2 separate regions of the Homo sapiens genome follow, and region 2 is linked to region 1. Evidence: chromatin loops called from intact Hi-C (ENCODE). Cell type or tissue: ovary. All regions are shown on one strand. Links, peaks and the distances in the headings refer to the core of each region. The heading gives the core; the rest is flanking DNA.

Evidence for each region. A loop is a pair of places that touch in the nucleus more often than their neighbours do. Peaks named below come from ENCODE experiments on the same cell type or tissue, not always from the same donor. Only the 100,000 strongest peaks of a DNase experiment are listed, where the experiment ranks them.
Region 2: it touches region 1 in a loop (3-fold over the local background); 93 of 110 quality-filtered maps call a loop at or near these places.

The regions. Positions count from the first base shown.
Region 1 is chr1:180,468,194-180,485,417 of GRCh38, reverse strand. The region is part of intron 3 of ACBD6 (acyl-CoA binding domain containing 6); the gene reads left to right. Among named protein-coding and RNA genes, the nearest start is that of ACBD6, 26 kb to the left of the region's middle. In ovary, for the core only: a CTCF peak has its summit at 7,011 (motif pointing right); no DNase peak of the experiment used is centred there.
Region 2 is chr1:180,245,572-180,261,442 of GRCh38, reverse strand. It overlaps LHX4 (LIM homeobox 4), which reads right to left. Exons shown (of 6, transcript NM_033343.4): 2 at 12,987-13,158. Among named protein-coding and RNA genes, the nearest start is that of LHX4-AS1, 21 kb to the left of the region's middle. RefSeq lists enhancers at 2,735-3,504, 6,962-7,481, 11,331-12,311, 12,597-13,097. In ovary, for the core only: no CTCF peak of the experiment used is centred there; a DNase peak (open chromatin) is centred at 8,642.

The DNA.
Region 1 (17,224 bases), core at 3,799-11,798:
CCAGTATGACCTCATTTTAACTTACATCTGCCAAGATCCTATTTCCAATTAAGGTCTCATTGACAGGTACTTGGGATTAAGATTTGGGCATACCTTTTTGGGGGTCACAATTCAACTCACTACACAGATTTATCTGATGTTTGCCCTGCCCTATCCCTGGAATTGGCTGCTTCTCTTTAACTCTTTAGTAGAGAATAGTATTTAGAAACCAAGGTCTGGATGCTAGGGTATGTTCATTGCTACTGGAGTGTCATTGCTTCTAGGCCCTCTCAGAAGACAGATCTAAAATTACATACCCTCAAATGTATGTATCTATAGATACACACACTTTTTTTTTTTTTTTGAGACAGAGTCTCACTCTGTTGCCCAGGCTGGACAGATTTGCAGTTGTGCAATCTCGGCTCACTGCAACCCCCGCCTTCCGGGTTCAAGCAATTCTCTGCCTCAGCCTCCTGAGTAGCTGGTAGCTGGGATTACAGGCGCCCACCACCACGCCCAGCTAATTTTTGTATTTTTAGTAGAGACGGGGTTTCACCATGTTGGCCAGGCTGGTCTTGAACTCCTGACCTCATGATCCACCCGCCTCAGCCTCCCAAAGTGCTGGGATTAAAGGTGTGAGCCACCGCGCCCAGCCATACACACATTTTGTATATACATGCATACATAACATATGTATGTATACGTATACATACGTGCGTAGATACACATGTTGAATACATATTCATTGTAGACACAGACGTGTATACATGTATTAATACTTATATTACTCTGACACGTGTATATCCTATATCAGTATTTATATATTTATCTACTTGTATACTAAAAACCATAAGTTTATATTCATACCTGTAATTCCAACCCAACACTACAGGGTACATGATAGCCTTCCCTCTTTCATATTTGTAACTCCTTTCTCCAACAGAACAACCCTGCTCCCAGTATCCTCAATGTAGTTACTCATTTGCTTAAGTCTAGAATATACAGAAAGTAGTTTCAGAATTTCTAACCTATACCACTGTGAAAAGAAAATTTACCAATAAAGTTCTCAATAGGAATCTTACTTTGTTTTTTGGCAAAATTTATGTATAGTGAAATGTACAAACATTAAGTGTGTAATTCAATGAGTTTTGACAAATAATAAGGCAGTTTTGTAAAAACTTTGGTGAAATTGGAAAATAACCGCACCCCAGTCACCTTGTTTTTTTGGCTACTACTAAATTGACTCTGATCACATGGAAGTGTAATAATTTTCTTTAGTGTGAATGCCCTGAGCCATGAGGTAACCCTGTTCTGAAGTGGTTTCCTTGCTTGTAAATAAATAATGTTGACATGTAAAGCAGGACCACCAAACTGTAAGTCTTGTAGTAATTTTAATGTATTTTCCACTCTGGACAAAAAGATGTGTTTTTATTCCTGATAAATATTAATAGTTCTAGAAGAGGACATTTTCCAAATTAAAGAATTAGGTATTTTTTCATAATTCCCGGGTAGTATCTGATATTTTCCATAGCTCTTTGGAGAAGATTCTTGTTCAAGATGCATGGGTACTATTTCTTTTGAGTCCTATTATACAAAAGCTTTCAAGTACTAATAGCAGAATGATTACATTTGAGTGTATTTGGTATCTTAGTCATATACACTAGGCAAAAACAAAAAAGCAGCCCATTAATGACATTAATGATCTCTCTCCAGATATCACTGATTAAAAGATTAATAGTATGTATTTTGCATATATAATTGTATCCTAATCTGTAATAGATTACCATTTTATATTGAACCAAATATAAAATGAGGCATTTTGTTCTTTTTTCTACCATGTATTAAGGTATTATTGATACTAGTCAGTCATTTATTTCACACATTAGTTTTATACTTACTGTGTGCAAGTTGTAGTTCTAGGGGCTGGGGATTTAGCACTGAACACAGCAGAACAACCCCTGCTCTTAGGAAGCTTACAGTCGGACAGAGATAAGTAATAAAGTAAATATTATAGTAAATATTAATAATGTATTAGTAAAGTTGTAGTGTCTTAGAAAGTGATTAGCACTGTGGAGAGAAAGCAGGGAAGAAGGATAGGGCACACAGGAGGCAGGGGTACCTTCTTAATTTAAAATAAGATGGTCAGGAGAGGCTCACTGAAAAGGTAACATTGAGCATAGATTGAAATTAAGTGAAAGAATGAGCCATACAGGGGGAAGAACATTCTGTATAGAGGAAACAGCTAGTGCAAGTCTCTAAAGTAGGATCATGCCTGACGTACTCTAGAAACTGCAATAAGGACTGAATGTATATGAGAACGAGGGGTGGAGAAATAGAAAATGAGGCAGAGTTGGGCACATGGTAATATAGCCTGCTGTAATAAGGATTGTGGCTTTTACTCTGAGAAGCGAAATATACTGATTGTAAACTTGTAAAAAGACTTAGGTATTCCTCCACATTGTCCACTAAATGATATTTTCATGAAAATAATAGAGGCTTATGGAAACAAAAATTCAAACAGTGTGGAAGAGTATAAAATGAAACTTTTAGAACAAGTACCTTGCCCCACACACTCACACACTTTCAGTCCCATTCCCTAGAAGTATCTTTTCACTTGTGACTGTTTCTGTAATCCTCAGAGCTACCTCCGTAACACTGAGCTCTAAATTCTTCTTTTAAAAAAGTTTTCTTTGAAAATTGAACGTTTGTCTGATATATAGATGAAGGTTAACTTAGTTTCTGCAATTCCACTTCTCTTTTGTCCTCTTCCTCCGTTTCTACTCGCATCTAGTAAAACCTTTAGTGACCACCAGAGGGAGCAAAGTTCAACATAAATAAGATGCGTTTTTATTCTCGGGAATTTCTAGTGTTTTCTGTGTGTTTCAGTGATATTGTTAATACCTTGGTTCTCTCTTGCTTTTTTTTTTTTAACTTCTTAGATCTTTAAAACTTTTATATTTACTCGGGATCTTATTATTAACTTCATTTCTCTTCACCTCACTGATCTGATGATGTTTAGACTAGCATCCATTGTTATTTGTGTGTTGACCATGGAGAAAAATAGCATAGATGGGAGAACTGACACTCTCCTTTCTTTAGTTCCAGCAGCCAAATAAGTGGTTGTCTAGCTGTCCAGTATCCATCTAGCCTTTTGCAAAATTGGCTGCTATTCATCTGTGGTTTTTGTAACATCAGCTAGTTATCTTTTACCTATAAAAATTATTGAAAGATAGATAAATTTATACCTGTTGTTTATACTTACCTATGAAGGCAGTCATAATTTTTATAATTTATATTTAAAAAAATAACTAAACAGATTTGTTTTTGACAAAAATTTACCTTTGACTTTTTTCTTGTTATTCATATCTAATTTTTGTTGACTATAAGGTATTAAATTGAGGTTCTCTAGGTGCCTTATGCTAGAGAATATTTCTTTAAGTTATATATTTCTCATGTATTAAAACTCTCATCTCAGAAAGAAATTCACCTGACTATCGAACTTGATAGTACTCCATCCAGCCCATAGACTCTTCAAGGCAAGGACCGTGTCAGATTCGCCTTTGTGTTACTATTTACCACCTACAAAGTTCAGCACAGGGCCATACCATAGAGGATACCTAGATTATTCTAATTTCCTTATAATTCTCTTTTCCAGGGTAAATAACATGAATCCATTATATTTCTCTCTTAGAGTGTATTTCCAACCTTCTGGTTCTTCTTTTGTTTCTTCAAGTTCCAGGGCATAACTTATGCTCAGTATAAGGGGAATACTTTATTTAATTTAATTAGCATTTTTAGAGCATATAGATATGTAGGATGCTATTAGCAATTCCTGAAAAAAGCTACCTGGGAATAAATAGAAAACTTAGCATTTTTGGTTAAAGACTAACAGTGTTGCTGAAGAAATTAAAATATACACAGGGAAAGTGAATTTTGAATTAAGATTTGAGTATGGTAAAGGCCACTTTTAAGGTAATAGAAATATTATAAAGCACAAAGTCTGCATGATTAAGTATTTTTTTGCCCCAAGTTTCAGCCTGTGTTGATGATTTTCAAAACTGTGTCTCTCCTTATCATTCTTGCAGTTTTAACCACAGTCTATATTGATTCTAAATTTATTTTTTAGCCCTGATCTTTTCTGTGATCCTGATCAGGGATTAGGGTTTTTAGACCAGGGTCACAAAAAAAAAAAATCAAAAACAAGCGCCTTCATGGGCCAAGCCATTAACATAAATGAATGAAGTCGGTTTTGATTTATATAGAGAGAATCACAAGGTTGTGGTTTGCAGTGAAGTGCATGCCCTATTTAAAGAGGGGAATTGGATGTTAGCTCCAGCCAGTTATTGCCATGAATGCTCAGTAGTGCCAGATCTGATATAAAATCTTGTTTTTTTTTTGTTTTTTTTTTTGAGACGGAGTCTCACTCTGTTGTCAGGCTGGAGTACAGTGGTGCGATCTCCGCTCACTGCAGACTCTGCCTCCCGGGTTCCAGCAATTCTCCTGCCTCAGCCTCCTGGATAGCTGGGACTACAGGCACATGCCACCATGCCCAGTTAATTTTTGTATTTTCAGTAGAGACAAGGCCTCACCATGTCGGTTAGGCTGGTCTCGAACTCCTGACCTCAAGTCATCCACCCACCTCGGCCTCCCAAAGTGCTAGATTACAGGCATGAGCCACCGTGCCCAGCCTGAAATCTCATTTTTTAAGTGACATCTTCTGATTTTTTTTAAAGTTAAACATAATGTGAGCCTAATCAAGTACTTCTACAAGCTCCATTTGACTTGAAGAACTCTGCCTTTTTGGCTTTGAGTTTCATGTGCTGGAATACTTATTGAGCATTTCTGTTTAGTGTTGCATTGGCACTTCAGACTCAACAGGTCTAAAATAGAACTTATCAACTGTCTACCCCCTTACCCTGCCTTCAGATGCTTTCTTCTGCTTCTTTCCTTATTTAATGGTATTGCCATATACTGAGTTCATTCAAGTGAGAAACCTAGCAGTGATCCCTGAATCTTTTCTTACTGCTTTTTCTTAGTGACCTATTTAATTAGTTACCAAGTGTCACTAATTTTATCTTTTAAGTAATCTGCATCTATCACTTTCTTTCTACCCCTACTGCCTCTTTCTTAATATATCATCATCTCTTGCCTAGGCTGTTGCAATGCCTCCTGTATTCTCCTTGTTTTGAGTGTGGTCCCTCTGAGTTCTGTTTTCCACATTGCTTCGGACGTGACTTATCTGAATGTATATCTGACCATGTTTATCCCATTTAAAAGTGGTTCCCCTTTACTCACAGGCTAAATTAGCATGATATACAAAGTCCACCATAATCTGGTTTATATCCACATTTGAGTCCCACCTTTTATCCCTCTTCATCTTTTATTTTAGATTCCAGTACTATCAGACTGCTTGTATTTTCTGCTTGTATTTTCTTTTTTTCTTTGGTTTTGAGACAGGGTCTGGCTCTATCACCCAGGCTGGAGTGCAGTGGTGCGATCTCTGCTCACTGAACCCTCTGCCTTCGGGGCTCAAGCCATCCTCCCACCTCAGCCTCCTGAATACCTGGGACTACAGGTGCGTGTCACCACACCCAGCTAGTTTTTTGTATTTTTAATAGGGACAGGGTTTCGCCATGTTGCCCAGGCCAGTCTCGAACTCCTGGACTCAAGCAATCCACCCGCCTCCGCCTCAAAGTGCTGGGATTACAGGCGTACCTGCCATACTGCTTGTATTTTCCTACAAATATATGGGGTACCTGTGAAATTTTGTTACATGTATATAGTGCTGTACTGATCAAATCAGGGCATTTCGGGTATCTGTACATTTTTGTCAAGTGTAGTCCCTCTACTCTGCTATCAAACATTGAATTTATTCCTTCTTTCTTACTGTATGTTTATACCCTTTAACCCACTTCTCTTCATTTTCCCCTCTTCCCCCTACTTGCCCCTCCCAGTCTCTGTTATGTGTCTTTCCACTCTCTACCTCCATGTGATCAAATTTTTTAGCTCATATATATAAATGAGAACAAGTGATATTTGTCTTTTTGTGTCTGGCTTATTTCACTTAAGATAATGACCTCAAGTTCCATCCATGTTGCTGCAAATAACATTTCATTCTTTTTTATAGCTGCGTAATATTTCATTGTGTATATATACCACATTTTATTTATTCATTCATCCGTGATAGACATTTAGGTTGACTTTTTATCTTTGCCATTGTGAATAGTGCTGCAATAAGCATGCAAGTATTGATTTCTTTAGAGAAGAGGCTTTAAATGAGATTGATGAATATTTTGTTTGTTTTTAGAGACAAGGTCTTGCTGTGTTGCCCAGGCTGGAGTGCAGTGGTGCAATCCTAGCTCATTGCAGCCTCAAACTCCTGGGCTCAAGTGATCTTCCCACCTTGGCGTCCTGAGTAGCTGGGACTACAGGTGTGTGCCATCACACCAGCGAATTTTCTTTTTCTTTTTCTTTGGTAGAGATGGGGTCTTGCATGTTGCCTGGGCTGGTCTTGAACACCTGGGCTCAAGTGATCCTCCTGCCTTGGCCTCTCAAAGTGCTGGTGTTACAGGTGTGAACCACTGTGCCCAGCCAAATGGATATCTGAAATAGGCATTTCTCTAGTATAAACTTCTTTTTAAAAAAGGGATTTATAGGCTGGGTGTGGTGACTCATGCCTGTAATCCCAGCACTTTGGGAGGCCAAGGTGGGCAGATCATCTGAGGTCAGGAGTTTGAGACCAGCCTGACCAACATGGTGAAACCCCGTCTCTACTAAAAATACAAAAATTAGCCAGCAATGGTGGTACTGTAATCCCAGCTACTTGGGAGGCTGAGGCAGGAGAATTGCTTGAACCTGGGAGGCAGAGGTTGCAGTGAGCCGAGATTGTGCCATTGCACTCCAGCCTGGGCGACACAGCATGACTCCGTCTCAAAAAAAAAAAAAAAGAGAGATTTATAGAGCGGGAAAATTTTGCTTCAGGAACGAGGCAGAAAGTCCAAAATTCCTTGTCTAGGTTGTATTGTTCTAAGTATTATAAATTGAATTGTTGTTTAATTCAGTGGACTATAGAGGGCAGTGTTTCACAGTTTAAAGTTACTGATTTTTCTGTGAAACTAAATACACTTCAATTATGCTTATTTTGTGTATTTCTCTAATAGACACACAATAAAAACTATAAGATTAGAAATTATTTTTTAGCTGTACTTAATAAATAAAAATACATTTTAATGTAAAATTATAATAATTTCAATAAAGATAATCTTATTATCTTTACATCCCAAAATGATGTACTTTTGGGATAATAGATTAGAATTAAAAATGACTTTGTTTTCTTATTCAATCCATGTAAGTTAAGAAAAATAAGCATCATATGGTGATCTAAATTTATTAGAAAATTTAGAGAAAATTAGTATCCTGTGCAACTAAAATTTTCTTTTGCAAAAGAATTTTTTTTTTTTAAAGAGATGGAGTCTCACTATGTTGCCTAGGCTAGACCTGAACTCCTGGGCTCAAGTTATCCTCCTGCCTCATCCTTCCAAGTAGCTGGGACTACAGGTGCACACTGCCTTGCCCAGCTTGCAGAAGACTTTTTTAAGACTTCTTATTTGTGCATTAGAGCAGAATAAGCTTTTTGCAGATACAACAGTTACACATTTTAGTAGATTAATTGAATTATGATGTTAAAGCTATAGCTAAAAGAAATAATCTAGAAATAGTTTCTTTCCTGATTTTAATAAAACATTTCTGACTTATTTTAGTAAAAAAGTAACCTGTGTGTATTAGTTGGGAATTAAGAACTAGAACTGCATTTTATCTGTTTTTTAAATTATAAGGAGATTATTTTTTCTACTGAAAAAAAAATTCGTTCTAATGATAAACTCTATTATGACATGTTTTGTTACTAGGAACAGAGATTGATTATATTTTGGGCCAAATTTATTAACCTCCATATAGAGGTAATTTTCAGTACAGAAAAGCATGGTGTGTTATTAAAAACATTTAATGGTCTATCCTACTGACTTTATAAAGAGTTATGCAATATTTAGGAACTGTAGGATTCTTAATGCTTGTGTGTATGCTCTTATATGTGTGTATGTGTTTGTTAGTGGTCCCTGTTTGTGGTTTAAAAATGTATAGCAGTCCTCCCTGATCTATAGTTTTGCTTTCTGAGGGGTTTCAGTCACCTGAGGTCAACGGTGGTCCAAAAATATTAAGTGGAAAATTCCAGAAGTAACCAATTGATAAGTTTTAAATTGCATGCCCTGTTGTGATAAAATCTCTCCTGTCCCACTCCATACATCCCTTTGTCAAGATGTATCCATTACCTGTTCCTGTATAGGAAAAAACATAGTGTATATAGGGCTCTGTAGTGTCTACAGTTTCAGGCATCTACTAGGGGTCTTAGAATACATACCCCATGGATAAGGGGGTATAATGTTATACAAAGCATTATATTGTGTAATGTTTTGGTTAGCTTCAGAGGGGAACTGGTTAATAGATATATAATCTGATATATTCATTGGATATTTTCACATTTCTTCCATCCATGTACTTGTGTTGTTTTTGAGTTTTCTTGTTTTTTTTGTTTGTTTTTGTTTTTTGTGCTTTTTTTGAGACAGAGTCTCACTCTGTTGCCCAGGCTGAGCGCAATGGCATGATCTCAGCTCACTGCAACCTCTGTCTCCCGGGTTCAAGCAATTCTCCTGCCTCAGCCTCCCGAGTAGCTGGGATTACAGGTGCCCGCCACCACGCCCGGCTCATTTTTGTATTTTTCGTAGAGACGGGGTTTCACCATGTTGACCAGGCTGGTCTCAAACTCCCGACCTCAGGTGATCCGCCTGCCTTGGCCTTCCAAAGTGCTGGGATTATAGGCGTGAGCCACTGTGCCCGGCTGAGTTTTCTTGTTTTATTTGCCAATTGTACTTTTAAATTTTCTTTTGTGATACTTGTCAGTTGAGGAAAAGAAGCATTGTATTAGCCTATATGTGTGCATAGGCAAAAACCTTTGAGTGACAACTTCATTCTTTTTTTAAAAAAAAAAAATTTAACCCATTTATGCCTAGTGTTCCATTATTGGAATGCAAAGCTTGTGGGAGTTATTTACATCCTACTGCTCAAGGTCATTGCCAAGGTCTGATTTTCACAAAAAAAATTTTCAACCTCCGGCATAAATGAGTTAATAATATAACTTAAACAGAACGTGTGAATGCTTTTTGGCTTCACATTCCATCTTTAAATAACACCATAGTTTTGCATCAGAGATCTCAAATGATTTTACCTGGGGATAAACTTCTAGTCTTTTCATTGGTATTGGTGGGATTGGGTTGCATTGGAACCAGATTCAGATTTTGGTATGTGATAGTTGTTTGTTTTGCTATTTTCCCCTAGCCATAATATATACCTGAGTGCCTAGACATGATAAATGTTATCTTCCAGTTGTCCCGTTTTTCCTTAGGTTGAATTTTAATATATTCAATAACAAATTTAGTGAAACTCTTAATAATCCATGTTGTTGATTTAAGTAAAAGGGAAAATGAAAAGTGCCCCACCAACTCTTTCTAGGTGTTATAGCATTTTCCATCATATGGTAAACACTAGGTCATTTTACTTTATTTTTTTACATGAATGTTCATAGTCGCTTTATTTATAATAACCCCAAACTGGAAACCAAAATTTCCATCAACAGGAGAAGGCTAAACAAATTATGGTGTATCTACAGAATGGAATACTAAATAGGACCAAACTATTGGTATACATAACATGGTGGCTCATGCCTGTAATCCCAGCACTTCGGGAGGCCAGGATGGGAGGACTGCTTGAGCATAAGAGTTCAAGACCAGCCTGGGCAATACAGCAAGACCTCATCTCTACAAAAATAAAAAATTAGCTGAGTGTGGTGGTTTACACCTGTGGTCCCAGTTACTCAGGAGGTTGAGATGGGAGGATCGCTTGAGCCCAGGAGGTTGAGGCTATAGTGAACTCTGATCATGCCATGGCACTCCAGCCTGGGCCACAGAGTGGGACCCCATGTCAAAAATAAATAAATAAATAAAATTCTAGAAAATGCAAACTACAGTGACAGAAACCAGATCAGTGGTTGCCCGGGGATACAAAGTAGGAATAAACAGCAGGGATTACAAAAGGGACACAAGGAAACTTTCCGAGATGGTGGATATATATGTTCATCATCTCGACTGTGGCAGTGGTTTCACCAATATACGTCAAAACTCATCAAACTGTACAATTTAAATATGCACAGTTATTATATGTCAATTATATTTCATTTAGGCTGTTAAAATAACACCACCTTTCACTGTCAAAACTATCTCAGTTTGAATGCTGGTAATATTCTATTTCTTGATCTGGATGCTGGCTTAATGGATTTTTAAATCTGGGTGTTGATTTCATATTTATTCAGTTTGTGAAAACCCACTTAAAATATGTACATTTTTCTATATACATGTTAACTTCAACTCCTTTCCTCTCCACAAAAAGCCTGAAAGAATCCCTGAAAGGGACATGTAGAAAATGTCCCAGTTGGACAGTAAATTATAGGGAGACAACACTGGATCATTTTAAATGTAGATCCTGAAAGTCTGTTGATTTGGATTTGAAATCCAGTGAAGGAGGATATTTTTTTATTCTCCATTTGTTTTAAAAATACACTGGTACAAAAGTAGGTGAAATTATATAACACAGACTTAATGAATGTATTATTTCTATTCTAATATATTCGATAGCTAAAAAGTTTTTAGGTAAAAAGCCAGAAAGATTCTATTAGTCTCAATTAGTCCTTTTAACAGTCTTGTAGAGAAAATAATTCCCCTCTTACAGATGAGGAAGCTAAGGATCAGAGAGGTTAAGTAACCCAGCCCATAGCCAGAATGTCCAAAAGCAAAATTTCAGGCCTAGGCTTGCTTAACTTAGATACCTGAATTATTTTCTCCACATGACATTACACATTTTAGAAGATTTTTTTTTTTAGCTTTTCAGATATATTTTATGTTTTATGTTGTATTTCTTTAAATATCAGCTATTTGGCCATATTTTATTGGAGGCTGGTGCTCTTTTCTAGGGCTGCATACCCTTTTAAAAGCAAGTATGAATTTCACCTATATTTAAGCTATTCTAATATACCTCTCATTTTATAACTTTTTAAAGAGCAATATACTCCAGATGTGTTTCAGGATGGCTTTATAGCTTTCTGTGCTACCTTGACAACATAGTGCTATCTCTTCTTGTATTTCTCCCTGCGTATAAGTGAATATTAGCAGAATTATGAATAAATTGGAAATTGTAAATGAATAGAAAAGTGGTCTTTAATTCAGTAAGAATTGGTAGTCTTTGGAAGTATTTTGAAATACTACTTTTAGATTTACAGGGAGGCAAAATCTCAACATGGAATGAATATTATAATTTCATAATTTTAACCCTATTATGTATAAGATTGACTATGGGTGTGTGTATGTATGTACATATATATACAGGTGTTAATATGGACGTTACTTTTTAGTACAAGTAAAAGGTTATAAGAAATATTTTAATCAAGTGAATCCAGAACTTATTTTGGTGGTGGTGATGGTTTCATTTGTATGTTTATGTGTGTGTGTATATGTGCATATGTGTGGGTTTAATCTCTCTGTGCTACTGTTATTATGTACCATTCAATATCAGTAACTATAGCAAAGGGAGTTTGATGGTATTAGCAATAACTTAGACACAGTAAAAAGCTGAAAAACAGCAAAATTGTATATACATATATTACTGACTTGTATTCCAAACAATCCTATCTATATTGCCTCAATTTTTTAAAATGTGTGGACAATTTATCTCTTTTTACAGTTTTTGAAATTCTTAACATTTTGGGATATTAAAATTTTGTGTTACAAAGTTAGATAGAGACATTTTAAAGTTTATTTCTTTCCCCATCGCCCTCCCCTCCACTCCTGCCAAATTTGACTCGTGTAAAAGTTTTTTTTTTTTTTTTTTTGAGACGGAGTCTCGCTCTGTCGCCCAGGCTGGAGTGCAGTGGCGGGATCTCGGCTCACTGCAAGCTCCGCCTCCCGGGTTCACGCCATTCTCCTGCCTCAGCCTCCCAAGTAGCTGGGACTACAGGCGCCCGCCACTACGCCCGGCTAATTTTTTGTATTTTTAGTAGAGACAGGGTTTCACCGTTTTAGCCAGGATGGTCTCGATCTCCTGACCTCGTGATCCGCCCGCCTCGGCCTCCCAAAGTGCTGGGATTACAGGCGTGAGCCACCGTGCCCGGCCCGTGTAAAAGTTTTACATATTGAGAGACTAAATGTTTAAAATATCTAATATTTATACAATAGCTGATTAAATCATTTTTACCACTATCTTAATCTTTCTGCTTTTTCTACATACAAATTTTTATAGTCCATGGAGCATTTCACTTGTATATGTTTTATTCTATGGAATTATTCTATGCTTTTGTTCAGTAGTATTCTACTAGATTCCTATACTTCCAAGTACTGTATAGTCTTTGTTTTCATATCTATTTGTGTTGCAAAACTAGGGGGTGACTATGTTAATTTGTCCCTTGAGATTCAGTTCAGCTAAGATTTATTGAACCTCTTCAGGCTGTATTACTTAGCATAAACTAATGCTGTTTCTTGCTGAAGTCTTACAATAATAATAATGATTAATTATATGTCATCTTCTTAAATTTTTAAAGAATTAAAGTACTTTAGAATGTGTTTTTCCTGGTAAACTCAGGATACCAAATTACTCAGCTTTTAGCTTTTTTCTTTAGCATTCCTGCTGATCAGTGTAACATGAAATCATCCAGTTCAATTACTGTATTATTGGACTATGATTTTGAAAAACTGATTTAGATTTTATTAATTTTTTAATCGTTATTGATGATATACACACCCGCACCCCCGCACACACACAACCACCCAGCCTGCCTTTGTGTTTGTAGTGTCTTCCATGGAAATTTAAATTGGGGAAGTTTCTCTCTAGACCAACAACTACCCTCTGGCTTTATTATCCAGAGTTTCCAGGAATGCCTGATGAAGTACTTCAGCTACATCTACCCTAAATCACAATACTGTTGTCCTCTGATACTCTGAGCCATTCTTGTTTACCAATAAAGTGTGTGCCATTCATTCATAGTATAATTTTTTGCCACACATCACCTAAACGTTACACATCAACTCTTGAATAGTGAAGTAATGGAGAGTTAACAAATTTGGTTCCCAAATGGGCCCAGCAGAGGATACCTTAACTTAAAGGAGGGGTTTGACACTATAGTGGGACTGACCAAGATAGAGCAAAGATATTTTGGAGCTCCTCAGGTCTGGCCTTGCCCTATACGTACCTATGTTCCTAAAATTTCAGCACCTTAGAAATAATATCATTAAGTGAATAACTTTAGTCATTAGAGATAGGAACATTTTTCTTTGTTTATAAATATCTGCATGCATGTGTGGGAGAGAGATTTTTGAGGAAACTCATTGGTATAAACCTCTGCTGAGGCATAAGACCATGTATTTTGAATAATTTGCTATACCAACCATACTTGGTTTTTGTTTGATCATTTTTATGCTTAAATAAAATCTGGAATTTAAAATTTTATTACCTTACACCTATTGGGAAAGAGTAAAGTGCCAGTTTTCTTGATATGGTGTGGCTGTGTCCCCACCCAAATCTTAATTTGAATTGTATCTCCCAGAATTCCCATGTGTTGTGGGAGGGACCCAGGGGGAGGTAATTGAATCATGGGGGCTGGTCTCTCCCATGCTATTCTCGAGATACTGAATAAGTCTCACAAGATCTGTTGGGCTTATCAGGGGTATCCGCTTTTGCTTCTTCATTTTTCTCTTGCCGTCACCATGTAAGAAGTGCCTTTTGCCCCCCACCATGATTTTGAGGCCTCCCCAGCCATGTGGAACTGTAAGTCCAATTAAACCTCTTTTTCTCCCCAGTCAGGTATGTTTTTATCAGCAGCATGAAAACAGACTAATTCATATCTCCTTCCAAGTTGACAGATAAACTTTTTTTTTTTTTTTCCTTAAAATCTCACTCTGTGTTGCCCAGGCTGGAGTGCAGTGGCACAATGATGTCTCATTGCAGCCTTGACCTCTCCAGTCTCAGGTGATCCTCCCACCTCAGCTTCTCGAGTAGCTGGTACTACAGCCACATGCTACCATGCCTGGCTAATTTTCGTATTTTTTTGTAGAGACATGGTTTTGCCGTGTTGTCCAGGTTGGTCTTGAACTCCTGGGCTTAAGAGATCTGCCCACCTCAGCCTCCCAAAGTGCTGGGATTACAAGAGTGAGCCACTGCACCTGGCCAACAGATAAACTTTCAATTATTTGCGTCACTTAGGAGCAAAGAAATATCAATTGCAAAAAGAACAGAAGAACAAATTCTTAAGTTGCAAATTTCTATTTATGTTATATTCACAGGTTAATACAAAAAGTTCTGAAACTTTAGAAAACAGAATATTTTTCTTTAAGAGACGGATTTATTTCATCAAAGAAATTGAGCAGTCAATTATTTTTACCTATCTTCACACAGTGGCATTTGGTCTCAAATACCATTTTAATTATGTGCTTTAAAAAATCAATTCAATTTAACTTTATTTAAAAAAATACTTTTTGTGAGCACAAACAAAGTGACCTCTTAATGCCCGGATATGATGAAATGTGGATGTAGCACTTGTTGGTACGCAAATAGTTAAAACTGTGGTGTTGTCTTTTCTAGGTGTTTAGCAAAGATTTTTCTGTATTCTAGAGTTCCTTGTCAACTGTGTGATCATAGAATCATGGGAGGCTTGAGATCTTCTAGGCACTGTTTGAAATATTGTAATATATACCGTAGTTTAAGTATGTGCTGTTTTGCAGATAGCCCTCATTTCATGCAGAGTCCTGTATTTAAATAACTCAGTTCATTGCTATTCTAAGTAGTGCTTTTGCAGTTAAACATCTGAAAGGCGATTGACTTTTTTCCTATAGCACCATAATTTATAAGAAAACATAAAATGAAAAGACTAGACCAAGATGATTCTGGTACATGGTTGTAATCTTAATATCAGTTTAGAGAGTAAAGACTAAGTCTGTTCAGAATAGACTGTTTAACCAGCTGATCAGCTGGAATTTCATATAGCTTCATGGTTCTTGTGGGTATTTTTTTTGCTGTTTTTTATCTTTATGTTTAGGTGTTGGGTGTCTTTGATTTTATGTCTTCTGAGAAATTTATGATCCTATGCTTTATTTGTGACACTAGTCTCAGCTTAGGCAATTGATTGAAATACGATATAGGGAAATTTAGCATGCATTTTTTAACAGCTTAAATTGGAAAAATGAACCAACAATGTTAATGTGGAATTGTTTTGGAGCAAGGTAAGAAGGGAACAATAGGTTAATTTCTTTCTATTTGTATTAGTCTTTTATTGTTAAAATCTTATTTATTATATTTGACATAATTTGCTTTTGGAGATTAGTAGTGTATTATGCTTTAAAGTTGTGAAGGAAGATTGTAATTCATTGAAATTATATATGTAGAAAACAAATTTGTAAACTGTAGAGTGCAATGCAAGTATAAATTTTATATCAAATATGATACTTAACTGAGGCAAGTATTTTATTAATATGCCACCAAAAAATAAACGGGATGCAATGTTAGTGTTGCTGAGGATATTAGTGAATGTTAACCTGCACATGGTAGGCTATGGTGAATAAATGACCAGGTTGAAATTATAGAGAAATTATTCACAGGGAAACATTAATACATTTCCCTTAATGTGGCTGTACCATGGCAAACCTCGATTCTTACGGGATCAATTTAGTTGTCTAACTCATATTCCTTTAATTTAGAGTTGGAAAATTATTTTCTTCATCTATATTGAATCTGTCAGTTGCATGAATTAGATTTTATTAACCAAGTTGAAAATGAATTCAGTTTTTGAAAATGTTTTTAAAGGCCTAGATTTAAAACTCTGTAGAATTACTATATTGTTTTCAGGCTCACTATAGAGTATCCTTCTTCTAGAGGCAGTGGAATTTTATTTTCTTTACAAAGCATGTGAAATACGACTTCTAGTTATTTGACACAATTTCTAATTCAAGACCAAAAATATTACTAACTTTACAGCTTTACTTTCAAAACTACCAATGTTTGTTGGACTTTGAATTCTTGGAGTATGGCAAAGATGAAAAGGGGGAGAGTTAGGGGATGGGTTGAACTTTGCATACAATGCAGAATCAAATCTAAAAAAACAATCAGGGTAATTCTTGACAGGTAAAAAGAGCCTAAGAGGAAAAATAGAAGATGCTATTACAGATTTGGGTCTGAATTTCTCAATGTGTATCTGTTTATGGAAAAGGACTATATATTATTAAACATGGTTATCTTATGGTCAAAACCCTGTAGTAATAAAATAAATTTGAGCACTGGCAGTGCAGCTTGGTTGGTGTATAGATAGAGGTGATGGCAAGCAGGTGTTCTGTTTGATACTGAAGCATTCTAGCCACAAGTTGAGGACATATGGAAAACTGGGTGGAATTGCAAATTTTTCTTAAATGTCAAAGTTTCCCTAACCCTACAAAATGTAGTTGTGGAAACTAGGATAAGGCAGTTGTCATGTTTTTGCCTTGTCTTCCTCTGTGGTATCTATGGAAAGAATAACCAGCAAAGATTTTTATGGTGTTAAGCTAACTGATAGCCTTAAATATCTGATTTAGGGGTAACTTGAAGTAATTTTTGGAAATAGGGCAGAACCGAGATTAACAGAACCTTGTAGACTCATAATGGAAGGGTGAGACATTTGTAAAAATAGTCTGTCTCCAGGAGAAATAACAAATGCCAATAAACAGAGAAAGATGTTCAACCTCACTAATAATCAAGAAATGTAAGATAAAACAGTATATACTACTTCTTATCTGACAGATTGAATTAGAAGACTTGTTGGCAGAGCATGAGAAAATAAACCCAGTCACGCATCTTTAGTGGAGTGTAAATTGGCAGCAGTCTTCTAGGATATAGTTTCTTTGCCTCCTTAAACCAGCGGCCTTCTTAGCCTCCTTTGGTGTGAGGACCCGCGTCAGCAGGACCTCCTATCCAGCCAAACTCATGGAGGCTTTGACTCCTACTGCTTCTGGGCTTAGGACATGGGGGACAAAGGTGGCAGAATCTCTATCCTCAGTAATTGCTTGGAGGAATTACCTAGCAAGCCCAGAAGTTCAAGAGGCAAACTTTGCCCAAGGATAGGCAGGAG
Region 2 (15,871 bases), core at 3,659-11,658, 220 kb after region 1:
CTGGTCTCAAGTGATCCTCCCACCTTGGCCCCCAAAGCACTGGAATTACAGGTGTGAGCCATCCCCTTTGCCTCTGCTGTCATTAGCTTCCCCTCTGCTGGCTCCTTCCATCCATGTACAGGCATGCTATGATCCCTGCCTGCCTCCCTTCTCTACCGCCCACTCCCCGCACCCTTCAGGGCAGCGCCCCACTCATCCAGAGCTGTGCTGCAGCCCAGCGGTCAGCTCCCCTCTCCCCGGCCTCCCGAGCCTCCCGACACACCTGCTCGCCGCCTCCTCCCATCTTGGCCCCCAAAGCACTGGAATTACAGGTGTGAGCCACTGTGCCCAGCCAAAAGCTTTTCTAAGAAGGGCATTAAGTCCCGGGTTGAAATGAGGCCCATGGTTTACTAAACCACAAGACTTTACATCCCACTTGCTGTCGCCATCACACTGCCTCCAGACTGTCTCCTGAGCTCCTAGCCTGAAAGGTGGGTACTGTGACACCTTTTAACAGATAAGAACTGGGGCTCAGAGAGGTGAGGTGCCGACCCCTAGCTCCCAAGGGCAACGAGCGAGAGAACCGGGGTTTGCAGTCGGTGCTTCTGACACAACACAGCGGACATGCGGCGGGCTTCAAGGGCAGCAAACCCGGCCTTGGTGCCCTGACCTAGGCTGGAGCTCGAGGAGAGGGCCTGTCCCCCTCATGTGGCTCTGAGCCCCCTGCATGAGGCTCCCAGCCCTGCAGTGCTGGGGTGGCCAGGGAAGCCCTCACCCCCCAGTGTGTTAACCCCAACACATGTAATTGGCCCGCTGTCCACCTTCCACATCCTCCGGCTGGCCCAGGTGTGGGCAGAGAAGAGCTGAGACTTCTCGGCTGACTCTCATGGGCCACTCTGGACCCCAGGAGAGGACTAGGTCTTGTGTGCTGGGTCCCAGCCTCTGCACCTGAGCTCCGCCTGAGCTCCTGCTGCTGTTGATTTGTCCACCCCTGCTGCTCCCGACCACCTGGCTGGGCTGCTCACCAGTGCAAGACAGGCTTGAGGGTCTGGACCCTGTAGAAAGGGGGCAGCAGGCAGGCCCTGCAGGGACCGAGCCTTCTAGAACCAGGGGTGCATAAATCCTACACCCTGGCTGTCTGGCACATTCCTGATGGTAAGTTCCGACCTCTGAGCAGACCCGCATGATGTACCACAAGTGGGTCACTGAGACGCTGGTAATAAAGGCAGCTGCCATTCTCCTAGCACCAACCTGTGTCCTGTGCAGAGTGGGCCCTGCACATGTGATCTCATCCGACCCTCACCTCCAGCCCTCAGCCCAATGCCCCGGCACTCACCCCGTGGCTGCACTGCCACCCTGCTCCACTTGCTTCCCGCCTGGGTGACTTAACTCAGGCTCACCCTCACTCCCACCACACCCTTGGTGACTGCAGTCCCCACATAGACCATCCTTCCAGGCCCTCCCTCTCAATTCTTTGACCTCCTGAAGGCTGTGGCCTCTACCCTCCCTCCCACCGCTCACTCCCCCAGACCTTGTTGTTACCAGCAACTGCCACAGCTCCAGGGGTCACTTCCAACCCTCCCACCATTGGACCCCGCTGTTCTTCCAGCTCCCCAGGGCACTGACTCACACAACCCAGGGACTGCCCTTCCCCTTGGGCTTGTCACTGTCCCTCGCTTCCCTCCTTCCTTACCCAGCAGACCCCAGGGCGATCCCACCTGTCCCTCCCCACACACCCTGGACCCTGCCCTCTCTCCGCCCTGCGCCTGCCCCACCCCAGCACGGGCATCCACAGAGCCAGGAAAGCAGCCCCTGCCCACCGGACTGATGGTGCCTCGGGGGCCGGGGGTCAGAATGCACCTCCCACCCGCTCCCCCACTGAGCCCCAGGCTCAGCTGCTGGCGCCCTCCCATTTCCCATGGAAGAGGGAAGCCCGGCTTGGACCCTCCCCACCTCCCACTGTGCCTTCCACTCGCACACCCGGGGCCCCAGCCCCTGCCTGCCACCCACAGGTGAACCATGCACCTCCACCAGACACAGCTCATTCCTTCTCACGTAATGAGACTCCCAGCAACCATCCCCTTTGCCTTCTGTGTCATTAGCTTCACCTCTGCTGGCTCCTTCCATCCATGTACAGGCATTCTATGATCCCTGCCTGCCTCCCTTCTATACTGCCCACTTCCTGCACCCTTCAAGGCAGTGCCCTACCCAACCAGAGCTGTGCTGCAGCCCAGCGGTCAGCTCCCCTCTCCCTGGCCTCCCAAGCCTCCCAACACACCTGCTCGCTGCCTCCTACACTGTGCTCTCCGGCCTCTGCTCCTCTGCTCCTGCTCCTCCTCCTCCCACACCTCTTCTCTGCCCACCCCGCTCCCCTGGGGATCTCACCTCCAGCCCAGACCCCTGGGCTCCAGACTGGGGCTCCACTGCCTCTACAGCACATGGATTTGGAGTCCAAAACCAAACTCCTACCAACACCCCCCGCACCCTCTGCTCCTCCCATAGCCCTTCCCATCTCAGACCACTGTAACTTCATTCTTCCCACAGCTCAGGCCAAAACCTTTGGGCATCCGTCCCCATCTGATCTGTCAGCAAATCCTGTTGACTCTACTCAGAATAATAATAATTATTATTACTATCATTATTATTACTATTATTATTTGGAGACAGGGTCTCGCTCTGTTGCCCAGACTGGAGTGCAGTGGTGCAATCACAGCTCACTGCAAGCTTGAATTCCTGGGCTCAAGAGATCCTCCCGCCTCAGCCTCCTGCGTAGGTGAGACAATAGAAGTGAACTACCACGCCCAGCTTCTACTCAAAATTATATCATGTTGGGGACCACTTCTCACACCCACACCGCCTTCCCTAGCTTGGGCTGCCATCAGCCAGCACCTACAGCTGCCTCCTAACAGTCTCCCCGCTTCCGCCCATGCCCCTACAGGCACTTCTGCACATGGTCGCCACAGTGGGCCTAAGTCACACCCTCGCCCTCCCCTGCTGAAACCTTCCAGTGGCTTCTACCTCACTCAGGGTCAAAGCCACAGGCTCCCTAACGGCCACCAAGGCACTATGGCATCCCAGCGCCATCGCCTTTCCACCCTCCCTCCTCCACTGCCCAGTCCACTCCGCCTCCTCCTGGGGCCCGGGCACTGCTTCCCTGCTGGCACGCTCTCCCCCCAGGTACCTGCATTTCCTGCAGTGGTCCCCTGAAATGTCACCTGCTCAGGGGGACACCCCTGGACCCCTCCCCCTCAGCACTTCCTTCCCTGCTCCACAGCACTCATCTCAGTAGATGCGCTGTGCACTTATTTCTTGCTGACCCTGTTTCCCCCTCTCTAGAAGGCAAGTTCTGCAACAGCAGGGTCTTTATCCGTCTTGTTCACTACTGAATCCAGCACCCAGAGCAGGACCTGGCTGACGATATGTGCTCAGTGCATGTATGATGAATAAATCAGTGAGTGACCCAGTCCTGCGCAATGCTTGAAGGCCTGTTCTTCATTTGGACATGAGGACACTGAAGTTCAGAGAGGGTTAGTAACTGCCCCAGACCTCACAGACAAACGGTGGAGCTGGGATTTGAACTCAGTGCCTCTCCTCTGGGATGTCTTCCTTACTCTTGGCTATTGAAGGCAGTCGGTGGGGACCAGCCCAGGACCCATGTCAGCCTCCTGTGCGTGGAGCTGCCATGGAACGGTGCACCGTCCTGAGGAAACAAAATACTGCACAAGTTGATTTTATGCTTTAATTGCTTGGCGGTGATTTACTGCTGGCCGTATATTTTTTTCCCAGCTGACACTTCCCTACATGTATTTCTTTTATCTATCACCACACTTGACAGGAAAGTTGCTGATATTTACTGTTACTGTATGTACCAATATTTCCAACATATATCACCGCCCACTCTAAGGCCACAGCCATGTCATGGGCACATAAAGTTCTGCCCCAGAATGGGCAGCCTTCTCCAGACACAGACGGGGGTCCTATTTGGAGAAGGCCTGACACCAGAGAATCTTAGAGCCTCGGGGGCTGGGGACACAGCCCCCATGTCACATGCACACATTCACACATATACCTCCCAGCCCATGGGAACAGCCCCTCAGCAATCTGCTTTTTATCAGGATTTTAATCTAATGTTTTTATTTTTAAAGAATATTCGATATTATCATGTTGAGATGAATGCTGCTGGAAAAGCTTTAAAACCAGTGACCTAGTCCAAGGCCCTAATTTCACAGAGGAGGAAATGGGGGCCCAGAGACAAGCAGTGACTTGCCCAAGATCACACAGCTCCATCCATGGCAGGAAGTGGACGAGAGCCCAACTCTCCCGTCCATTTGGCCTCAAGTCCTCTCCTTCCCTGCTGGGGGCAGATTTCCTTGAAGAGGCAACGGGACGTGCAGGACCTGAATCCCTTCTAGAAGAGTCCAGACCACCAGGTGTTTTTGTAAACAAGCACGGATCATGTCATATGCACCAGGCAACTTCATGCGAGGCATCTCATTCAAACCACACACCTGCCCTTGTAGGGAGGGATTAGTATTCCCTTCTTTCTGACAGCCACAGGCTTGGAGCAGTCAGCTGCCTGGCCCAAGGTCACCCTCCCTCCTCTCCCTTACTTCCCGCAGCACCTCATCTGCCCTTCTCACTACAGGCCAATCAGCCTCTGCCAAGCTGCTAGCTCAGCTGTGAGCAAACTCCCCCGAGCGGGAGACGCATCGGGGGTGCTTACTGAGAGAAAAGCCACCCCTGACTCCCACTTTGGGGCCCAGAACCCACACTTTCCAGCCCCACGGATGGCCCAGTGCAGCGGTGGCACAGACCACTCCTACAGAAATCCTGTCACCTATGCTCTTAGCCCACCTGGGCATCTGCAGGTCACTCATCAATTGTCAGAGTCCCAAAGTCCCTCAAGACTGAGGGCCTCATTCTCCAGACGGCGCATGGCAGACACCCGCAGGAACTGGAATGGGTGTGTGGGAGAGAGGCCCCCAGGCTGACCTGCTGTCTCATCCACAGTGCCCACCAGAGACCAGCCCTGTGGAGAAGCTCGTGGCTTCTCAGAGTGGGGCTTCCAGAGACACGAAGGCCTCCGGGGACCAGAGTGACAAACTAGACACTGGCTCTAATGGGACCCTGGTGTGACCTTGGCCAGAGGACCAGCAGGGAGTAAGGCTGAGCCAGATCATGGGCCCTTGAATGCCCAGCCAGGATGCAATGGGGACAACGTGACCAGATGGGCGGAGGGAAGAGCCAGACGGGCTGAGGAGGGAAGGAGGGGAAAGGACCACAATTAGAGAAGTTACAGTGGTGCAGAGGCCCAAAGACAAGGGCCTGAAGGCACAGAGGCTGCAGGAATGTCCAGAGAGGGCCTTTTGGAGTGGTGAACCCCATGGCATGGCACCTGAATGGCCAGGGTAGGGGTGAGGAGAGGAAACCGATCTTCAGCAACGGAGGGAAGGCAGGTGCCGCTGGCTGCTGTGCTGTGCCTGGGCCAAAAGAGGGCTGCCCACAGCTTCCACTCCCATGTCACCCAGATCCCACTGGGGACCCCGTTTCCACAGCCCAGATGCATCTGATCCCCAGACTAATTTGCAGCTAGGTGATTCCAAACAGATTCCTCTAAGCCAGAAAGTCCCTGAGATGTGTCTTCCACAGATGTCAGGAGGCCTTCACCCCAGGCCCCACTCGGGGAGGGTGGCCCAGGCGACTGCAGCTGAACTGCACGCTCTGGGGCGGGCAGACAATCCTCCTCCGACTCATCACCTCCTGATTTACAGCCTCGGTCCCTGGGGGAGCTTCGGGGCTAAGTAATTGCTTCTGCCTTGATTACAGGCCGGCACAAATGACTGTGGGCCTGGTCCCACCAGTGTGTTTGAATCTTTCAAATGTCCACACGCACAGCCACTATCCGGACCATCTGATCGTTACCTTAAAAGGTTTAATTTGCTTAGCGAGGAAATTAGACTATAAACTATTCAGAAATTATGGAAAGTCACACATCAAAGAGACACACCCCTGTGCATTCCTTAAGCACATTCTGCTAGAGCACTGTGTGTGTGCATGTGTGTGCACGCGTGTGTGCGTGTGTGTATGCATGTGTGTGTGCGTGTATACATGTGTGTGCATGTGTGCATGTGTGTGTGTACGCACGATCATGCCTGCATGGCCTGGCAGGTGTGTGGTTATCAGAAATAATAAGTGGCTCAGCAAAAGTCTGACTCCACACTGACTCTACGACCAACCCCAGAACTGAGGCTGCCTCTTTCTGGGGCAACAGGGCACAAGAAAGCTTGAGACAGTGGAAAGCCACCCAGGCGCGGGCTGCCGCCTCCCACCAGGCTGGCCCCGCTCTTTGATGCGAGCGAGCGCTGAGGGCTGCGGTTCCTGCCCACAGCTCTGGACCACACAGGGAGGGAGAGCATCCCATGAGGAAAATGCAGGCCGGCTCCTCACTGAAGGGTGGGCCTTTGTTCAATCCCCTGACCACCACTACCACTGACACAGCCTGGCCAGCAACCCCAGGACCCCGTCCTTGCCAGCCTGGTCCCAGGCCCTCCTGCTGTCTTCTTTCCTCCTCCCTATGTGGGGCACAGTGTAGATGCCCCTCATGGCCTTCCTAAGAATGGACTAAGCACTTCCTTGCTGCTTCTGACTCAGTCCTCACAGTCACTCAGAAAAGTCAGTATTTTTCTTCCGCCTGTAGAGATGGGAAAGCGAGGCTTGGTGATGTCTAACGCCCCAAGTTCACGCTGAGCCTGGACTCAAAACCCCGCACCTGCTCTCCATGAAGCCCACCCCGCAGAGGGGTCGAGCCTGTTTTTCCCCATATTAGCCAATGTCCTGTGGGCAGCTGCCCCCTGCAAGATGAGGAGCAGAGGCCCTGGTCACCAGAGTGGGCTAAGGTCACCAGTGAAGCCCTGTCTGCAGCCAGCACCACCACCCTGCAGCCACGCCAGGCAGAAATGCGCTGTTCTGGACTGCGGAGATAAATGGGAGCAGCTCCCGGGCTCCCAAGGACGCTGCCTACCTGCCCTTGGCGGACAGCCCACCTACGGCCTGCAGACTGGCAGGCTGGGGGAGGGGCACCGCGGGGAGCAGAGGGAGATCCTGGCCTGGCCCAGCAGCCGCACAGCTCCCCTGCGACACAGCGGCCTCCATCCCGCTACCGGGAGCCTCTGGCGCACCCATCTCTGCCTGCCTGCCTTGCCTTGTGAGGGCCTCAGGGGCAGGGAGACCCCTGAGAAGCATGACGTTTTAGACAGGAACCTCCTGGAGTGGCAGCACCCTCAGAACACCCGAGAGTCACTCCACGCCCCCTGACGGGCAGATGGAAATATGGAGCCCCAGTGGCTGGGGGCACAGCTTGAAGCCCCCACAAGCCTGGATTGTCCTTGAAGGCTTTGCCCTTGACCTTACAAACGTGTAGGAACGTTGCCCTCGCTTCAATTCCACAGCTCTGTTTGTTTTCACTCCATAATGGTTTGTTTCTCAACTCTTCACAGAGATCCACATGGCAGGTTTCTCCCATGGACCACAGCCCACCCCGTTCTGCCAGGCTAACCCCCCACTAACTGAGGAGCTCCAGGCAGTTAAGAGTCATCTCCATGGGAAGCTCTCAAGGCTGGTACAGGGGAGACCAGGAAAGCCAGCGCAGGCCCCGCCCTGAGGGAACTCTGACTACCTGACCCTGCAGGGCTGCGGGTCAAGGGGCCACACGGCAGGGCCTGAAACCCGGCAGTGTTTACAAAGCACCTAGCATTCTGCTGGACCCGGGTCACACACGTCTTCTTCCTAGCTCGGTGGGTTAGCGTGAGCTCCTCTCCACAGACAAGGGAATGAGGCTCAGAAAGACCTAGTTACCTGTGCTGACAAACTGCTAACGAAAGATAGGACAGGAATTCAACTGAGCTCCTTTTGGGTTCACCAAAAGGAAAATCACTGCTGAGAAAATCACTCCTTTTGAGAAATGCTCCTGGGTGCCAGGGCTCTTAGACAGGCACTGTGAAGAGGACATAGATGCTCAGAGATGCAAAGAAACTTGCCTAGGGGCACCCAGCTGGCTGCCGACAGGCAACACTTGAACCCAGCTCCAAGAGGTCTGTGCTGTGCTCCAGAGGAAGGCAGCTGCCTGGCTCCTTCCAGGACCCACCTGGTGATAGCAAGGGGACCCAGAAACCCCACTCCTGGATCCCTACTCTCTCTGGGCCCTGGTCCCTTTTTGAGGAGACATGAGAAGGATCCATGACATGCTGGACACATGGTCTGGATAGGACCTGCTTAGCAAATGCGACACGAGGAGTCATTGCCCCGCAGCTTGGGATTCAAATTATAACAGGGCTCGGGACACCCTCTGCACCAGGGGTGGGCTCTCCTGATGTTTGAAGCCGCCACTGAACTCAGAACAAATCATGGTCCCCACTGTGCTCCCTTAGTCAACTCAGTGCCTTTCTTCTTGGGTCTCAGAATTTTATTTCGTTTGGAAAAAAGGAGAGCCAAGGACACAAGCAGCAAAAACAACAAACAACAGCAAAAATCAGTCAGTGTTACTGAGCAAGACAGAGCTCAACAGCCCCCAAAGAAAAATGCAACAACCACAGAGTACAATTTCCCAACAATCCTTCTTGCCTCCTCTGTGTCCACACCAACATCGCCCCCTGCTGCCAGTTACCAGGATCGCCACATGCCCCTGTGGAAGGCTGGGGAAGTCCTGACCTCCCGGCCTCCTTCCACTTTTGAGATATTACAAGGTACTACCCACCTCCAGTGGGTACTCTCCGTATCTCCGTATTGATCTGCAGAACTTCACATAGAATATGACAGGAGGATGCCCCCTGGAGTTGTGCAAAGCAGTGGCCCTCTTCCTTGTTATGGGCAAAGAGATTAAAGTATTGATCCAGGAACTTAGGACCACAGTGCTAATCAGGGAACCAATGAGCCCTGCCCCCACCTCTGAACAGGGCTAGGAGGAGGTACCAGAAAAGGACATGCTTTTTCTTTTTTCTTTTTCTTCAAGGAGCGTGGAAAAGGGACTCTCCCTAGCTCTGACCAGCTGTCTTCCAAACTCCACAGCTAAGAGCATCAGAGGTCTGATGGGCAAATTCAAGTATGTGGCACCTGCTGTCCCTCTCACAAGGTGGCCACAGATGTGACTTCTATAGCCGAGGGTGAGCCAGGGAGGGACCTGGGGTTCCACGGACTGCTTGCCCCCTCCTGCCCCAGCACGGTCTCTGTCCTTACTGCACCTCCACTGTGTGTGTGCCCCCATGTGCCCTCTGAAAGAGGTGCCTGGTGACATCTAATGAGATGGGATGAGGAGCAGGCTGCCCCAGAGCCCCAGGTGGCCAGCAAGTCCCAAGACCCCTGGGGATGGGAGGTGGGACCACTCAGATGCTGGACAGCCTGCTGCCTCCCTGTCTGTACCTAGGATGGAGCCTGCAGCTGTGCCTTCCTGTACCAAACAGCCCTGGTCCCCAAGAGCTTGGTGAGGGCTATGAATCCACCCACTGAGGACTTCAGAGCCACCTGGTCTTCATCTCGGGTTGGCCCTCCATTGACAGGAGGGAGAATCACTTCAGCTTTGAACTCCCCTCCTCACAGCACCCCATCACAGAGTCAATGGCCCAAACTCAGCACTGAATCCGTGGCCAGATGCCCTGCATTACAGAAGGACCCAGCCCTGAGAGTAGGTCATTTCATGAAGCAGAGCAGTGCCGGGAACAAGGGAAGTGACCGTGGCTAAATGATGGGCCTGAGCATTTGCAAGCAGCCTGGGCCTCCCTCACTCAAAGACGCCTTGCAGCATACAGAAGAAACTGGTCACCAAAGCTCGTGTAAACTCACTGGATAATTTACTTGTTGCAGCATCAAACCCAGCAGTGGCCTATGGACAAAGCGCAGAGCCAGGGGCTTACACAGGGGACAGAAAAATGAGTAACAGATAGGCCTTTTCCTCAAGCCAACAAGGAAGATAAACCAGGCACACGAGAAATGGGCAAACCAAAGCATTCTGTGCTGGGTCACCCGGGAGAGGGGAGAGACAGGAAGTGATGGCTCCACTGGGGATCCTGTCTGCCGCGGAGCTGGACTCTGAGGACCCTGGAAGGATGGAAGCCCTGGAGGGTGGGCACCGTCCCTGGAGGATGAAACAGCCTGGGCTGGCGTGTGGAGGCGGCAGCCCACCAAGCATGCCTGGGAATGGAGCATCCTGCTTGGTGGGCGTCAGGTACCTGAGGAAAGCAGCGGGCTAGGACTGGAAGGGAGCGCCGGCAGGAGGCTCTGATGCGCCAGTGCCTCTGGCAGGCTCTGTGGCATATTCAGGGAAGGGGCAGGCCCTGGCCTGGGCTGTGGGGTGGAAGGCTCACCTGGCGGGAAGGCCCACCTGGCGGAAGACTCACCGGGTGGGAAGGGTTGCAGACTACAGGGAGGTGAGTGGAGGGACTAGCCAGAAGGTTTCTGCTGAGTAAGGCCCTGAAAGGATCCAAAAGAGGGCCAGGGCTTGGGGCAGTGGAGCCAGGGGCAAGGCCCAGGTGAGGAGCCGTTCTTGTTATTTCTGGTCTTGGGCCTTTGGCTCATAGGCCTGTGGGGATCCCTCCTCAGCACACACTGTGGGCGCTTCCTGGGTCTAGGGAGACCCTCTTTCCTGGTCATTACTTCTCCCAAACCCAACCCCACGCCTGCGCTGCCATCACCTTCCTCTCCACCCTCTCTTTCCAAACCATAGCCAGCCACTCAGGGTCCAAAAATCAGACAGGGCCCTGAGGAAGCACTGGGGGGTCCAAGGCAGCCCTCTGGCGATGAAGTCCTGGGTCAGTGGCCCTGCCAGGCTTTGCTCATACCCCACAGGCTTCCCTGAGCCGCCACACTGGACCAGCCAGAAACCAGTGGGGTCTGAGGTCTGACTCGGACATCCAGCACCTACCCTGCCCCGAGACGGGCAAGCGGAGGCGTGGCCTCTTGGCTTTCCAAAGGTGCAGGCATACACATCTGCACACACCTCATCACAGAAGCAGGGCAGCTCACCCGACCCCAAGGCTAGGCCCTGCCACCTGCCGCTTCCTGCCCTCTTCACACACACATTATGTTCACATTTGCACCCGGGTACATATGTCAACCCACGCGCGCACACACACACACACACACACACACAAACACAGGGAAATTCACTCCACCCAGGGTCCTGTAACAGCTGCTGTGGTGCTTGGCCAGGACATCATAGAGGAAGGAAAATAGAGGCAAACTCCTGTTGCCCACTGGGAAAGGATGTGGCTAGAGGGAATGGAATTGCATGAATGCCAGAGAAAAGGAAACTAGAGGAGGGTCAGAGGTGGGAAAGCAACAGGAAGATTGTGAGAAAGAAGAGCAGTACACAAAAAGCTCAGAGGAAGGACCAGAGGTCTGTCCTTCCACCCAAACATCAAGGACTTGCCGGGCACCCATGTCACCTGCTGCCCCTGCCTTCCTGTAGTCAACACACATTCACACGCTCACTCACACTCACACACAACACTCACACTCTCACACTCACACAACACTCACCCACACACACTCTCACACACACTGTCACACACACACTCATACACACACTCACACACGCACACACACGTAGGGAGCAGCACATATCTGAGCAAAGTACCGTGGTGACAGTGAGTGCACCCTCTGCACACAGGCGGGGAGGCAGCCCCACGCACTGGTTACCAAGATCTTTAATGTGCTCTTCAACTCACTGCACTAAAGAAATGTGAGAATCCTCAGATATTCAAATCACTTATTCTCCATAGTGAAACCTTTGGGAAGATGTGGGAGAAATCGTATTCTGTATCCAGGACTCACATTTCTCCCCATTACTCCCCCTCAACCCCCATCTTCCGAATACACAGCTTCAGCATGAGGTGCCTCTATGGGGCTTGGTTATCTGGGCTGGGTGTGTTCAGCCTTTGGCGAGCCTCCCTGGCGCCCCCTGGGCCACCCAGGCTGGTGTGACTGAACACAGGGCTCAGCGTCACTGATCCCTAACCCCCACCTCCGGCTCTTGGCTTTGCTTGCTGCCAGCTGCTCCACATTGGCTAAGGCACCAACATCACTGCCTTGGGTAATAGATTCTGGGAGAGAAGTCAAGGACTAAATGCCATGGAAAACACCTTCCAGGAGGTCTTCTCACCCTGATCCAAAGCTCCAACAGGAAGTTTTTGATGAACCCCACCCCAGAAAGGAAAATCTCAGACAGTCTTAAGAGCTAACACTCAAGTGTCAGGCACTGTCCTGAGGACTTGATGCATAAATAGACTTATTTAAAGCTAATAAAAACCTCATGAGGTAGGGACTACTACTGTGAGCCCCATTTTACAGATAAACAAACTGAGGCATAGAGAAGTTAAGTAACCTACCCAAGAGCACACCGCCAATAAGTGGGTTCGAATACAGGCAGAGCCTGGACTCAACCATCACATGAAACTGCCTCTTTCTTAGTCATGTTTCCATATAAAGTGACGACATTGACCGAGCCTGGCTTGCCTCCTGCCAGAAGCAACTCTTGCAAGCCTCTAAGGCCCTTGAAGCAGGCTGTGCAAACACAGTCACAGAGACGCCTCTGGATGTGGACATGAACCTAAAAGCAGCTGCTCTGAAAGTTGTGGGAATGTTACAACCACATGCCCTGAAGCACCAATATATCAGGACAGAAAGAGCAACTCTTTCTGTTGCTCTTTGGAGCAACAGAGGAGATTTGCAGAACTTTGTCAACCACCCTGGAGAAATCTAGCCCAAGGCCTCTGGCTCCTCACCCCTGCCCCATGCAGAGATCAAATGAGGTCTAGAGGCTGAACCTCTGGCAGTGATGGGCCAGTGATCAGAAGGGGGACCTCAACAAGGGGCATCCTCTCAGCTCCAGGATTTACCTGCCCCTCCCAGAGTGGACTCTCCACCCTCCCTGGCCTACCCTGCTGCAAACTTCCCCCTCACTGCTTGGGGAGAGGCAGAGACAGGCCAGGGCCACGAGACGGACCGTTCTGACTTACTTGAAGAAGTCCTCCTTGCAGTAGACGCTCCCAGCCCTGGAGAAGCACCTGTCCGCCAGCTGCATCTGGCAGTCTGCACACTTGAGGCAGGAGCTGTGCCAGTGTCTGTCCAGGACCTTCAGGATGAACTTGTCCAGGATGTGCTGGTTGCAGCCAGCGCACTGGGGAATCTCTGTGAGGAAGAGGAGAGAGAGGCACTGTGAGCCTTCCACACAGCCCTGCTAACCAGGCCAGGCCCTGGCGGGTGCCTTCCCACTCTGCTGATGGTGGAAACAGACATGGCCCAAACCGCAGAGCTGTTGCATATAGTTGTACAGGTTATACATTGCACACAAACGTACGTAGTCAAGGAACAAGTGGGGACTGAAAGCCAACCCTTGCTTTGCTGGCCAGGCTGTGGATTCTGGCTTGGGGTGACTTTGGCCCAGAGGAATCACTCGTTTCTAAGGGCACCACAAGGCTAGCAGCAGCAGCTAACCCATTTATGTCAGCTGCAGTTCCACAGCCAACAGGCCAGGAAGGCTCAGCAACATCCACCTCTGTTTCCACGACATTTTCACAAGTGATTGGAAGCTCTGCTAAAAACATCAGCCCCCAAAGTGAGCCCTGCCCAGGCCTGGACTGAAAGGCCATCTGTCCTGAAAAGCAAATGATAAATATGGTGTGGGGGAGGGGGCGGGCAGTGATCAAGGTCCAAGCCTGAGTGTGCTCTTGTAGAGAAAATCTCAATATTTTAATGAACTGCAACTGATACCATAGATTGGCTGGATCAATACCTCATCCTAATGTGCCTTCCGGTGCTGCAGATAGGAAAGCTAGAAACTGCTTTTCCAGATGCCCTAGCGGCTCACATTTTGAAGATGATTGAGTCTTCCAATCAAATGCTCTTGGGAAAGACTTGAATTCAGAACTGAGCTAAATGTCAGGATAGCTGAGGGGCAGGCTCCCATTGTGCTGGTGTGCGTCACGGCGGAGGCGATGAAGTGCTTTGGTGGGTATTGCACTGTCCTGATCAGTCACAGCAGAAGCAGTGAAATTCTGGGGGCTGAGAGTTATCCTGGAAGCTCCAACCAGCTGGCTCCACTGAGTTGAAAGTCACCTGCCACCTGATGAGTAATCACTTTTCACTTAAATAGTGAAAGAAGACTCTATTGTCTGCAACAGAACCCTAACCACTGCCCCATCCGGTTCCTGTCCTGGGTGACTTCCTATCTGAGGTCTGTTTCTCCACCATCCCATCTTTCCAAGGGATTGCTTGCGAATTTGATAGTATTTTGAGTCACTGACTGTTTCAACATCTACAAAATGGTCAGGTTTCCGTGGTTGGATGAACAAACAGTACTAGGATCTCTAGCCATTTTCCCCTGTGCTTTTCAAAAAAGGAAGGTAACAAATCAACAAGTATTAAGAAGAAAAACAAAAGTGCAAGCGTTTGGCCTCCTACAGTATCCTCCTGATACAGCACTCACGAGGCTGGCAACCCCAGGGTTTACCACCCCTATTATAAAAGACACCTTTGCTCGTTGTTTGTCTAAACGGTCACTGCCTAGCACGGTGCCTGGCACACAAGGGTAATGCCATAGATGTTTATCGCTAAATAATAAATTGATTAAATCCTGTCTGAGAGGCTCACCTTGAAACAGCTTTTCACTAGTATCTCCTGTACACTCCAAAATGTCAACAGCAGTAAAACCAAATCTCTCATGAATCATACATGGGTTTTTTTTGTTTGTTTTGTTTTGTTTTGAGACAGAGTCTTGCTCTGTCATCCAGCCTGGAGTGCAGTGGCACAATCTCAGCTCAGTGTAACCTTCACCTCCTGGGTTCAAGTGATTCTCTTGCCTCAGCCTCCTGAGTAGCTGGGATTACAGGCGCATACCACCACACCCGGCTACTTTTTGTATTTTTAGTAGAGATGGGTTTCACTATGTTGGCCAGGCTGGTCTCAAACTCCTGACCTCAGGTGATCCGCCTGCCTCGGCCTCCCAAAATGCTGGGATTACAGGCGTGAGCCACCACGCCTGGCCTCATACATGTTTTTGATTCATATCATATTTGTTGGTTGTGATATAATTTAAAAAGTGTTAACATAAAGGAATTACCCTCAATGTACTAAGAAAAATTTTAAACACATCTAAACCTATGTAGAGAGAAGGCTTTCTTGACTATTAAGACGTTTGTACTTAAACCCTATAAATAGGCTATTGGGACACTCACTAAATGCCATCACTAGCCCTGTACACAGAAGTACCAACTTTGGGCCCAATTAAACCCCAACCCCAGCCTATTCCCTTCATGGCCCCAGCACTACCAGTATTTGCGTGGAAGTCAGGCCTGGTATACATGCTTTGCCTGTTGACCCCTTTCTCAGACCAAAATATCCCATGAAAACTATCAGGTGTCCCACTTGCTAATTGTCCCAGTACATACAGGATTCTTTTTTTTTTTTCTATCTCCACAGTTTTCCTCCTTGAGGAATACGCAGTCCAGTCAATCAGTACTTACCCAGGAGTTCCACTGTGCCCAGCAAAGTACTGAACAATGACGGCCACAGGGGTTTCCACCCAGTGAGGGCATGGGCAGGACACGGGGTGGGAATGTGGATTCTGGAGCTCAGCTGCCTGGGTTTGGATCCTGGCTCTGCTTTTTAAATTGGAAAAATGACTTAGCCTCTCTCTGCCTCAGTTTCCTCACCTGTAAAAGGGGGTGATGATGACAATAGTGCCTGTAGGATTGTTGTGAGGAGCAAACGGATTGACACATGGACAATTTTTAGGACAGGCCCTGGTATACAGTAGGTGCTCAAGACAGGCTTGCTATTATTAGGAGATAACTGTCATGCCCACGGAAAGGCAAGTTAGGCACCCATGTTCGTGGGCATTTTC